Regions from separate parts of the Homo sapiens genome. Here region 2 is linked to region 1. A link is a contact called in ENCODE Hi-C or POLR2A ChIA-PET data. All regions are on one chromosome and are shown on one strand. The core of a region is the stretch at or near the end of the contact, and the rest is flanking DNA. Distances in the headings are between cores, read along the strand shown.

The links. Hi-C counts contacts between places; a loop is a spot of excess contacts on that map. ChIA-PET counts read pairs that join two places held with the same protein, here RNA polymerase II (POLR2A). Pooled maps may share reads with other maps.
Region 2: a loop to region 1 is called in a map of ascending aorta, with 10 times the contacts of the local background. The contact joins the promoter of RAB22A here to the promoter of FAM217B in region 1. A Hi-C loop is called at or near these places in 3 of 168 maps with a recorded cell type or tissue (ascending aorta, chondrocyte and naive thymus-derived CD4-positive, alpha-beta T cell), 2 of 37 single-sample maps with no recorded cell type and 12 of 50 pooled maps. POLR2A ChIA-PET finds 5 or more read pairs at or near these places in 1 of 52 experiments (activated T-cell).

What each region holds. Positions count from the first base shown.
Region 1 is chr20:59,936,650-59,942,730 of GRCh38, forward strand. FAM217B (family with sequence similarity 217 member B) reads left to right here and starts at 3,740. Exons shown (of 4, transcript NM_022106.3): 1 at 3,740-3,886; 2 at 5,549-5,660; 3 at 5,778-5,863. It overlaps PPP1R3D (protein phosphatase 1 regulatory subunit 3D), which reads right to left and starts at 3,656. Exons shown (of 1, transcript NM_006242.4): 1 at 14-3,656. The coding sequence starts at 3,282. The coding sequence ends at 2,383. RefSeq lists silencers at 3,118-3,247, 3,598-3,977 and an enhancer at 3,545-3,839.
Region 2 is chr20:58,306,632-58,312,712 of GRCh38, forward strand. It overlaps RAB22A (RAB22A, member RAS oncogene family), which reads left to right and starts at 3,084. Exons shown (of 7, transcript NM_020673.3): 1 at 3,084-3,381; 2 at 4,412-4,491. The coding sequence starts at 3,346. It also overlaps the pseudogene PPP4R1L. RefSeq lists silencers at 2,553-3,112, 3,153-3,482.

The DNA of each region.
Region 1 (6,081 bases), core at 2,490-4,989:
CTGCTACTGACGCTGAGGCACAATGACAAAATTTATTTTTGCCAAGGCTCTACGTTTATCAGTGTTGTAGAAAGGATAAGACTTGCATGTGAAATGATTTAGACAAGAAGTTTCTAAAGCTTGGTCTTCTGTAATTAGGCCACAAGAAAAACATACTGAAGCATAATAGAATGGCTCACAACTGTTTTTGCACATATACTTTAATACTTAGGCTTGGGTAAAATCATTTTAAATAACATATTAAAATATGTTTGGGGGGACAACCCAGCAATTGCACAGCCCACTAGAAAATTTTAACATCTAAGTAATATAACTGTTTTAGGGTCTGAAAGTTCTCCTTCAGTTGTTCCACAGCCTCTTTATCAACTAGGCAAATATATTTAAGCTTTTAAATTTCATAATGTTGGTATTTTTTAAAAGGCACGGGAGGTTCACTTAATATTAAATATATAACATTCACTTTCATAACCAAAACCTTTTTGGCAAGTGACTTTCACATAGATTATGAGATTCTCTACATGCCTTAAAATAAATCTGGCAGCTCTTAACTCATATCTAAATTCTCTGGACAACTGTCTTGCTCTCTGTTTTGGGGCCAGGGGCGTAGCAGTGAAGGCCCTAACAGGCTTGCTGACCTAATTGGACAGTTTGTTAAATAGCAGGAAATGTAACAAGGCTTCTCTCTCTCTTGCATGTTAATGTAGTGAACAGTGCTAATAGCCAGAGATTGTGCAATTTAGTCACAATATTTCAAGCCAAAATTCAGTGTTCTTATATTAAAAGATACCGAAGAAAGCTATCCTTGTTCTTTGAATTATAAAAGCACAGAGGTTGCAATGATCAGAACCAAACTGGTTAAAAGCCGAAATGCATCCTTTCAGTATTGATTTGACAGATGCCAACAAGCATTCAAAAATTTAGAGTTAATTTCTTGGTGACAGGTAGCATAAAATTGATCAGACTGGTTTCAGCTGTATCATAAGCTTCACAAATTGGAGATCTTGTCCTTCCTGGCTGTTTTTTTTTTTTTCCCACACCTTAATTCTAGCACCTGTTGTCAGACCACTGTTCAGCACCAAAAGAACTCCTCAGCCTGGAGTTCTTTGGAGTTTTAAGTGATTGCCTAACTCAGCAGGGGACAGTGGTCTTGACTTCTTGGTTGACGGTTTAAAAACATAAAAGAATTTTATATTTTAAAACTGACAAACTAGAAAATGTTAGAAACTCTATCTGAAGGCAGAAAGTATAAAGTTGGTGGGTACCTGATAAAACATGATGTATGTAAATACAGTTCAAAACAATTTAAAAGTATAAATATTTGTCAATTATTTTTCCTCCAGTGCTCTGGCTATTGCTGAAAACACCTTCTAGTTCCACCTTGTAACTGGACTCCCAAAAGATGAATGCTGACATCTTCTGATGCTTAACAAGAAATAAAAATAGTCACCTTAATCATCAAAAAGGTAATTGCAAAGGGCACTGTTGCCTGAAATTCTCTAGTCACCTGAAAACTGAAATAACTGAGGCAAGACTTCTTAAAATGCTTAGTTTCAAACTTAAACAGAATGGCCTGATAATGATCAAACATGTACAGAGAAATACATGAAATCAGAATTGTGAATGCAGAGAAATAACTGTTTTGCTAGTTTAAAAGTCTGAAGCTTTTCCCTCCTCCCCAGCTGTTAATGTAGGAGACACACAGCCTAACCAGGACAGTCTCAATGCCCAGGAATGGTTGTGTGATGACTGATAAAGCAGAAATTTCTTGCCTATTAATAGTTTCCCACTGTTAGAAGGCTACAGCCGTTGGCAATCAGATGTGGGCTCAGGTTTTCCTTATCCTGGGGCAGGAATGCCTGGAGGGACCACGATGTGGGTCACACTGTACATTCTGTTTACTGTGGGCACAAACACAGAACTTTTTTTTTTTAGCTTATTAAATCGAGAATATTCCTGAGGAGGCATCCGCTATGGGCTAAAGGTCCCAACATCACAATAATAAATAACAGCTATGTTTACAGAGACACATTCAGGACACATGCAAAAGCTTTTCCTAGCAGGAGGACTTGGGCCTTTGCAAAACAAGCTGCTTGGGCCTCCCCAGAGGGCCCACCCTCCCATGCACCTACCCCACCACCCTGCCCCAACTCATTACACAACTCGGCCTTCTGGCCACCTGAGGCTACTTTTTAGACCAAGTGACTCAGACGTTTCAAGTAGAAGACAGGATGGGCCACTGCCAGGGGACCTTGCAGCAGAAAATTAGGTCAGAGGACTTGGAGGGTGGTGAAGAACAACCAGATAGATGTGAGAGCCCAGCAGGGAAATGACAGGAGGCGCAGCTTAGGTGTGGAGGCTCCAGGTGGCCGGTCCCCGCGCGGCTCAGATGAAGTGGATCCAGCTCTCTTCGCACTCCCCGCGAGGCATGTGCAGCGCGTGGTTGCGACATGTGAGGCTGTAGTCTCGGTGGTCGTTGTTGTCCCAGTACTCGGCACCCGCCACTTGGTAGCGCACCGCGAAGTGCACGCGGGAGCCGAGCTCCAGCAGGAAGGGCGGTACTGGAAAGCCGAAGGTGAAAACGTCCTCCGTGCCCTCGGGGCCTGCGGGCCCGCGCCACCGCGCCACCGCCTCGTGGGTACTGCGCCAGCCCGAGAAAGTGTAGCGCACAGCCACCTGCTTCTCGAAGGCCACGTTGCACACGCGCACCGTACCGCTGATGCCAAGGTCCGAGCAAGTGACACGCTCCAGGCACACGAGCTGCCGCTGCAGGCGCTCGCCAAAGTCGGCGGCCTCGACGGGCGGCGGGAAATCGGGCACCAGGCAATGCAGGGTGAACTCCAGGTCCTGGCTGCTGCAGCACAGGTCCGAGTTGATTGCGAGCCGCGACAGCACGTGCAGCGGCACGGACGGGTCGTCTCCCGCGTTGAACACCTTGACCTGTGCCAGCTCCAAGCCCAGGGCGTCGGCGAAGCGCACGCGGAGCTTCTGGCTGCAGCCCGGCCGACACGCAGCGCCCGGCGCGCCCGCGGCCTTCTGGCGGCGCTCGGGGGAGCTGGGCAGTGAGCGCGCCCGCCGCAGGATGATGGGCCGCAGGCGGGGGTCGCAGCCCGACGGCGCTGGCGTTGGCGGCGGCGCGCGGCCCGGGCTCCCAGGGGGCCTACAGGCCCGCGGCTCCAGGGCCACGCCGCCGTCCAGGTCCGACAGGCAGCTGAGGCTCCGGGGGCCGAGCTTCCGGGATCCCAGGGCGCTAGGCAGGACCGCGGAGCTCGGGCCTCTGGACATGGCCCCGCCGGCCGTCGGAAGATGAGGCAGGGATGAGAGACGACCTCCCGACCCCGCGACAGCTCCCTCCGTGCTCAGAAGCCGCAGAGAGTCCACCGTATCTGCAACCTGCGGGGGACCTCTCGGGCCCGGTGCGCCCTACCCTTGGTTCGCCACCTTGCTCCTCGAGTCCTTGTCCAGGTCCTCCGCTTCTTGCGGTTAAAGAAATTGTAAGAGTGGGGAGTTTTTCTCTAGTGGAAGCTTTCAGAGGCCTCCCGGGAGCGCAGGGTAGCGCCTCTTTTTTCTTCTTGCTTCCTTGGAGGTTCTTACAAGAAGGCTGCGTTCCGGGAGCGGCCCCTCCCACTTTCCCGGTCCGCGGCGTTACTTACAAGGCTGCAACTTGACCGGGTGCAACTTCCTAGCGAGCCTCCGCCCCGCCCCTCGTGACGCCGCCTGCAGGCGGGCCCCCGCCGGCCTCAGCTCAGCCAGGGAGCTCAGCGGAGCTGCGCGCCTCCGCCTCCAGCTCCCCTGCCGCAGCGCGCCGCAGCCGGGCGTCCCCGCGCGGGCGCCGGAGAGGAAGGAAGGCTGGCAGCCTCGTCACGTGTCCGCTGCAGTCGCGAAACAGGTCTGATCAATTTCTGTTTACGTCTGCCTGGATTGCGCGCCTATCGATCATAGACTTTGTCTGCACAAACGGAGGACAAGGAAAATGCATGCTGCGTGTCCTTAGATTTCTGGGTTGTGGATGGGGGGAGCGGTGGTGCAAAAACCGGCCTTGCCAGGAGCTGGTCTCAGGCTAATTTTAAACATCGAGGCCAGCCCACACTTTGGACAGGTTCACTGCAACCTGGACCCTTGGTCAGACCGAGGGAGCCTCACTGCGTAGAGGAGCAGCGTCATGTCCACATCACCCAGAATGCTTTGCCGCACCGAATGGCCAGCAGATTCCCTTGAGGGTGGGGAGGGGAGGTGCTGCTGTTGTCTTCCTGGACTCCGCGCCAGAGAGGAAGACAGGGGAACAAGAGTTATTACCCGCTGATGACTTCTGCAGCTGCCCTTAATCAGCCTCTGGCGCTTGGGGAGCATATTTGTAGCCAGAATCTCCGACTTTTAGCTTTGTTTCCAAGCAAGCCAGAAACACCAGCAAGGCCTGGAGCTTGTTTTCTGCCTATTTAGAACCCTGCAGGCATTCGTGTCTCTCACCCGGTAGCTTTGAGCACAAAACCCCACAGCCTTTGGTGTAAAGCATACCAGGTGAAATGAAGTAGAAAAGATGCAAGTGCACTTTCCAGAGAGCAGTTTGGGGCCAGCCATTCCATTAAGAAGGTTCCTTTTTATTGTCCAGAGGGACAAAGCAGAAAGAAAACCAGACTAATGAAAGGGGGTTGATTCAAGAACATTCGTTGCATCTAAAATGAGTCAAGGCTGTTGATTGTGGTATAATTCATGAAATGTGAGAGAATGATTTTATTTATCATTGGATGTAAGCTAACTAAAAAGGCTTACATGATTAATGTGGGAAAAATACAGGAAAGTTTCAGGAAGAAAATAAAAATCTTCTATAATCATCTCTTTTATTTTACAGAGACAGGTGATACGGGAAAGAGAAGTATCCAATTTCCATTCAGTGCACTTTTAATAGGCCACTCAAAATGAGAGGGGAATAACAGCAATATGTGGTATAGGTCAACAATGCTTCATAAAGAGATGATATATAATATGTAATATGTATGAATATATGGAAAGTCTTATAATGGATTGATGTGATAGAGAAGGCCGAAAAATTGAATGGGAACGTTCCTCCTAGAGTTTAAGCTCCTTCTGAACAGGGACGTGCATAATCATTGCCATTTTTCTGGGTACTCCTGTAATTATTTGTTGCATGAATGAATGATTGGGCAATGCAATGATTGAACGCTGTAATAAGACCTGACCTTATTTAGCCTTCCAGATTTCTTCAACATATTATTTCCAAGGAAGATTATACCTGTGTGTGAACAGGGAGAGAGAGAGAGAGATGGAATCCATTCACAGTATTTATAGTAGTGTGATCCTGTGATCCTGTCTCTAATATCTACTGTAATAAGCAGAAAAGACAAAGCTGTAAGCATAAGACAATGTCTCCCTTCCCCAGTATTTCATAACCTAGAGTGCAAACCACTATATGATCACAGCCTTAATATTTCAATATTATACAAGTATTAAAAAACAAGTGAAAAACCAACCCGATACTGGTGGTAGGACCATTTGCAATCAATAGTTACTGACAGTATTCTGTTGCTTCTAGTTCCGGTGGTGAGGAGACCTTTCCAAATATAAGAGGAATAAAGAAGTCACCTCCCCAGCTGTCATCATCTTCCAGCAGATTGAGCAAGAATATTTTGAGCACTACAGGAAAGGTAATGTAAACTTAGAAGAAAAATCTGACTTAGATTTATTCTGGGATTTTTGTTTGTTTGCTTGCTTGTTTCTTGTGTACATGTTCACAGTGTTTATTACTGCATCCCTGTTTTTAGACAGTCCATCAAACCCGAGATGATGATCAGCCACGTGATTTTTTCAAGAAGAGGAATAGGGTGAATGAATCTCATCAGAAAAGCAGGTAAATAGTTTTAGTATAATTGCTTTATCTTGCAAAAGACTCATTATCTCTGTTGTCCAGATTGAATATGTGGAGTGGGGAAAAAAGTATGTCTATAGATAAGAAATATACATTTATAATTTTTTTCTAGCAGAAATGAATAGAAAAGTGGTTTAAGCATAATAGTGGATAAGGATTCCAACGGTCATAATTCTGGCAGTTGTTAGCAGAATTATAAT
Region 2 (6,081 bases), core at 1,834-4,333, 1.6 Mb before region 1:
TTCCTCATTGGGGCAAGTCTTCAGCTGTCTGCTGAAGAGTACTTAAGTCTTTATAATCACAAGTCTCAAACACCTAACATTTGTTCAAATATTTGTCCAAAGTAAGATCATAATTTTTTCCTATATAATTCCTTACTTCCTTTTTTGTACATACATAGGTGAAAAAGGACTGAAGGAGGGGAGCCGTCAGAAAAGAGGTGCAACTACCCTGTGGCCACTATACTGTGAGAAGGCTGACCTAGCCAAGTGGAAAGGGCACCTCGCGGAGAACTGAAGTCCTGGCCAACAGCCAGGACCTATGCCACCCACATAAGTGACATCATTTCGGACTTCCCCAACTGAAACCACATTAAGCAGAAGCACCACCCAGTCTACTCACAGATTTGTGGGAAATCAAATGCTGTTGGTTTAAGCCATTGAGTTTTGGGGTGGTTAGATAACTGAAGCAGCTAGAAAATAGCTTTCCAGTCAGACCAAATACCACATCTATGAATGACAAGCACCATCATGGCAACTAAACATTGTTTATCCGTTGTATCAACGGAAATGATACAACTCCTTCAATCTGAGCATGCCCATCGGCTGAAACATTCAGCTGGGTAAACCTGGATCTATACTGTACCAGGCTCAACAGTGTTAAATAACTACTAATAATGATCACATGAATAACGGTAACAGCAGCCATTATTTACCAACTGTTTATTACATACTAGGCATTGTGCTAAATCCTTTATTCATTTAATCCCTTATAAAAGCCTTTTGAGGTGGGCCACTATAATGCCCATTTTACTGATGAGGTCGCTGAGGCATAGAGTGGTACAGCGACTTGCCTGGGATCACACTGACAGTAAACAGTGATACGGGATTTCACTCTTGGCCATCTGATTCCACAGACACCGGGCTCTTAACTATCAGCTTGCTTTACCCCTTCAAAAGTGTTATGCTACTTTAACAAAACTGCCCCTTGTTGGTTTGTTTTGTTTTGTTTTGTTTTTTTGAGACGGAGTCACTCTGTCGCCCAGGCTGGAGTGCAGTGGCGTTCACTGCAACCTCTGCCTCCCAGGTTCAAGCAATTCTCCTGCCTCAGCCTCCCGGGCAGCTAAGATTAGAGACGCGCGCCACCAAGCCCGGCTAATTTTTGTATTTTTAGTAGAGACAGGGTTTCACCATGTTGGCCAGGCTGGACTCAAGTGATCTGCCCGTCTCTGCCTCCCAAAGTGCGGGGATTACAGGCCTGAGCCACCGCACCCAGCCGAAACTGCGCCTTCTGAGTTAATGTGTGTAAAGAGTTTAAGACTGGGCCGGGCGTGGTGGCTCACGCCAGTAATCCCAACACTTTGGGAGGCCGAGGTGGGCGGATCACGAGGTCAGGAGATCGAGACCATCCTGGCTAACAGAGTGAAACCCCTTCTCTACTAAAAATACAAAAAATTAGCCGGGAGTGGTGGCGGGCGCCTATAGTCCCAGCTACTTGGGAGGCTGAGGCAGGAAAATGGCGTGAACCCAGGAGGTGGAGCTTGCAGTGAGCCGAGATCGTGCCACTGTACTCCAGCCTGGGCTACAGAGCAAGACTACGTCTCAAAAAAAAAAAAAAAAAAAAAAGAGTTTAACGCTGTCTGGTCCATGGTAAGTTTTCAGTAAACACCAACTCTTACTATTAGGAAACCTGAAGATGTGGAATGAAAGATGAGAGGAAGTACTGTATATGACTGGCGTACAGTACGCCCCCAATTAATGTTAGCTATTTGGATGATTTATATAGGGCTTCTTCACCAGCAAGCACTCCGGTGCTCGGTAATTTTCTGTTTACAAGTAGGCTCTCCCCACACCCTGTGAGCTCCCTGCGTGTAGAGCTGTTTTCAACACATCCTTGCAGGTTCGGAGCCCAACACGTGGCCCCCAGAGCAAATAGCTGCTCAGTAAGTTTCTTGACAGGAGAGAAAACGCTTCCTTCCTTCACCAGAAATGCGAACTTGGATTTCTAAGATGACACCTCCCCCAGCTACCAGCCCTTAACATGATTCCAAAAAAGAGGGCAAGAAGGGACAAGGGTCCCACCCAAGAAATGCGGGGGCCAATGGGCTCCATGGGATAAGAGATGGAGCCGGGCTTGTGGCCAGGACACTTGAGAAGTCCGTGCAACTCCGTGACCGGCCACACCGAGAGGGGGACCTCCCAAACCCCCCAGCAGTCCTAAAAAGTCCCTAGGAAAAGGGCAAGGCCCTGAGAGGGAAGTCACCCACCTCCCAGGTGGCGGACCCCCCGCCCGCCCAGGGTCGACTAGGACTTGGGACTACCCCCTCCGCCCATCCCACGGCAGCTGCAGGCGCAGGAAGAAAAGAAGTGACAGGGAGTCCAAAGTTTCCCCAACAACAAAAATCCTTCCCCCGAGGGAAGGGAAGGGCTCCCACCCTCAGCCCGCCCCGCCCAGGGAGGAGGGACCGCCACCAGTGGATCTAGGCAGTTGGGGGTCCCGCTGTTCTGGTCCCGACAAGGAGTGCCTGGCTTGAGGTTCCCCCGCCCCGCGCTTCGTGCACTCTGAATTCTTTGAGAGGGTCCCAGGGAGGGACAGGGGTGCCCCAACTCTTACTTACAGTCGTCTAAGTCATCCTGCAAGTCCACAAAGTACAGGGGGATCTCTGAAAACCAAGAAACACACAAGAAGTTACCAGGGGGCTGCGGCGAGAGGGGACGGGGTCGGGCAGGGGCCCCTCGGCCTCGCGGGGTGGTCACGGGGCGAGAGAGAGAGGGGCACCCCTGGCATCCCCCGAGCCCAGCCCCACTCACCCGCCATCTTGGGATGGGCATGGAGGCGGGACCGGCAGGGGCGGGGCCCTGCAGACAGGGGCGGGGCCCTGCAGACAGGGGCGGGGCCCTGCAGACAGGGGCGGGGCCCTGCAGACAGGGGCGGGGCCCTGCAGACAGGGGCGGGGCCCTGCAGACAGGGGCGGGGCCCTGCAGACAGGGGCGGGGCCCTGCAGACAGGGGCGGGGCCGTCGGCTTCGGGCCCCGCCCCCGATCCGCGCCGGCCGGCCGGCCCCGCCCTCTCAGCGAAGGTGGCTGCCGAGGTGGGCGGGGAGGTCAGGTGACGCGGCCGGCGTCCCAAGATGGCGGCGGCGGCGGCTCCCGGAAGGCCGCGGCGGCGTCCCGGCTGCTAAGGCGGGCCCCACGCGGCTGGCAGCGGACAGGCCGGACCTACGGCCGGAGGACGGGCGGCAGCCGCCTCTGCGCGGACCGGGGCTGGGCCGTGCGGCGGCAGCGGCGCCAGGGGATGCTCTTGCTGGGCCTGGCCTCTCCCTTCTCAACTTAGGGCGGCGGCGGGCCCGCGCCCCTGGCTCCCGGGCCATGGCGCTGAGGGAGCTCAAAGTGTGTCTGCTCGGGGTGAGTGGCGGCGGGTCCGGCCGGGAGGGCCACGGGAGGCTGGGCTGGCGGGGACCCCGGATCCCCCCTGTCCCCTCATCCCTTCCCCCCTCCCACGTCCAAGACGCTGTCTGCCAGCCCCGTGGACCCTCCCTCCAGCTCGGGAGCCGTCCCGCCCACCTCTTGCACTCTCGAAAAGGTCCTGGAGGCCGAAGGGACCCTTCCCCTTCCCCTCCCTGGAGCCCGTGGACTCTTCCCGCCCCACAAAGAGCAAACAGCCCCCCCTTGCCTCTCTATTGCATCTGGGTTAAGAGAGGTTCTTAAATAGTTTTCTCCCAACTTACCAAGGTATTAGTTGGGAGTTGGCCAAGTCTTCCAAAGTAAAACCAATAACAGGTCTTTAGGTTTTACAAGCAGCATTAGCCTACTTTGTCTCTTGGGTGTTTTTGAACTTGTGGGATACCCCTGCCACTTGTCCAAAGAGTTACTTTGCCAAGTAACTCTTCCTGTGGAGAAAAGGGGTGTTCAAATCAGGAAGCCCCAAAGACTAGTTTGAAGCTTCAGCTTCCTGTCTTGTCAGGAAAGACAAGGTGTTGGCCATTTCAAAGCCTTCTTTCTGAAATTGATGCTGTCATTCCAGAGTTTCTGCCTTAAAGATCGGCAGGAACTCCAATAACTAATCTTTATTCCCCCAAATAGGGTGGGGCTAGGATTCATCAGGGATTACTCAGAGGTAACTCAGGAGTTCAAAGTTTACTAACATATGTTAAAAAGCAAGTGGACTTGTTACTTTTTACACGAAGCAGAAACTTTGGGTCTCTCAAAAGGTCCTAATCTGTCTTAACGGCAAAAACCTCTCCCTTTTAGTACAGTTGGAATTTCCTAATTACTCTACTGAATTTTTATGACAACCGCTTTTGTGTTCCTCCGTTTATAAAATTTACACGTCTAGGGTGATTTTTCTAAAATCCTGAACTTATGCCACAAAGTAGTTTTTGGTGTCTGCCAAAAGGTAAACTTTTTCTCAGTCCCTCATCTCGTTCTCTTTCAGGATACAGGTGTAGGTAAATCGAGTATTGTGTGGCGGTTTGTGGAAGACAGTTTTGATCCAAACATCAACCCAACAATAGGGTAAGAGACTTTTATTTGATACACATCTAAAGGTGCATTGAAAATCCTTCCAAATACATAGTGTGTTACAGGTGTAGGCCCTGCGCTTTGTAGTCATTGAATTCTGAGTCGCTGGTTCGCATCATCTCTGGAAGGACTTGAAAGAGTCCAGTGAGGATCTGTGTATTTTAGGAAAATTATCTTCGGACTTGTTGGGGGTGAGAACTTCAAAATGCAAATATGAATTGGAGTTCTACTAATTATTAGAACAGACACAGAAGCTTCGGTCTATAAATATCAACAGCAATTACACCTTGAAATAAGGCAGATGAAAATAGATCCTGGTGCTATTCTTTCAGGCATATCAAGTAAAAGACATTTAAATGGTTTTTGTCCTTCCTGAAAGTAGTAGGTTGAGATCTGAACCCTTACACATTCCTGTACTGGTAGTAATAATAAATTAATAAATTCATATTGAAATGGAAGGTTTTTTCAGTTCTCTGGTTCTATGGATAAGTAAAGTTGATTGTTCATATGTTTTTGACGCTATAAGAAAACTTTTCATTTTGCAATACTAATCCTTTGACTACATAAGAAGTTGTGTTTTATAGGCTTTAATATTATGTTAACCTTATAAAACTAAATAGGTGCTGTGCTCTAGTTTTAATCATCAAACCCTCAAATGGTTTCCAGCATTTAAAGAAAAAATCTATGTTATCCATCATTAGGATAAAATTGGCCTTTGTGCTCCATGCAGATCATTCTTTGACTAATAGAGAAATATTTTACAGCCCAGGAGAGAAACTGCCATAAGATTGTCCCCTGAGAAATTATGAGCTCCTGCTGTCAGAGGTTATTTATGGATTTTTTTGAGACAGAGTTTCGCTCTTTTTGCCCAGGCTGCGGTGCAATGGCGCAATCTTGGCTCACTGCAACCTCTGCCTCCCGGGTTCAAGCGATTCTCCTGCCTCAGCCTCCTGAGTAGCTGGAATTATGGGCGCCCACCACCATGCCCAGCTAATTTTGTATTTTTAGTAGAGACAAGGTCTCACCGTGTTTGCCATGCTGGTCTCGAACTCCTAACCTCAGGTGATCTGCCCACCTCAACCTCTCAAAGTGCTGGGGTTACAGGCATGAGCTGCCACACCTCGCCTATGTGTTCAATATTTTTTGTCTGCTTTTTTTTTTTTTTTTTCACCCAGGCTGGAGTGCAGTGGCACAATCATGGCTCACTGCAGCCTCAATCTCCTGGGCTCAAGTCATCCTTCCACCTCAGGTAGCTGAGATCACAGATGCACACTATCACACCTGGCTAAATTTTGTATTTTTTAGTAGAGATAGAGTTGCACCATGTTACTCCGGCTGGTTTTCTTTTTTTTTTTTTTTTTTTTTTTTTTTTTTTTTTGAGGTGGAGTCTCGCTCTGTTGCCCAGGCTGGAGTGCAGTGGCGCGATCTTGGCTCACTGCAAGCTCCGCCTCCTGGATTCACGCCATTCTCCTGCCTCAGCCTCCCGAGTAGCTGGGACTACAGGCACCCACCACCATGCCTGGCTAATTTTTTTTTGTATTTTTAGTAGAGACGGGGTTTCATGTATTAGCCAGGATGGTCTCT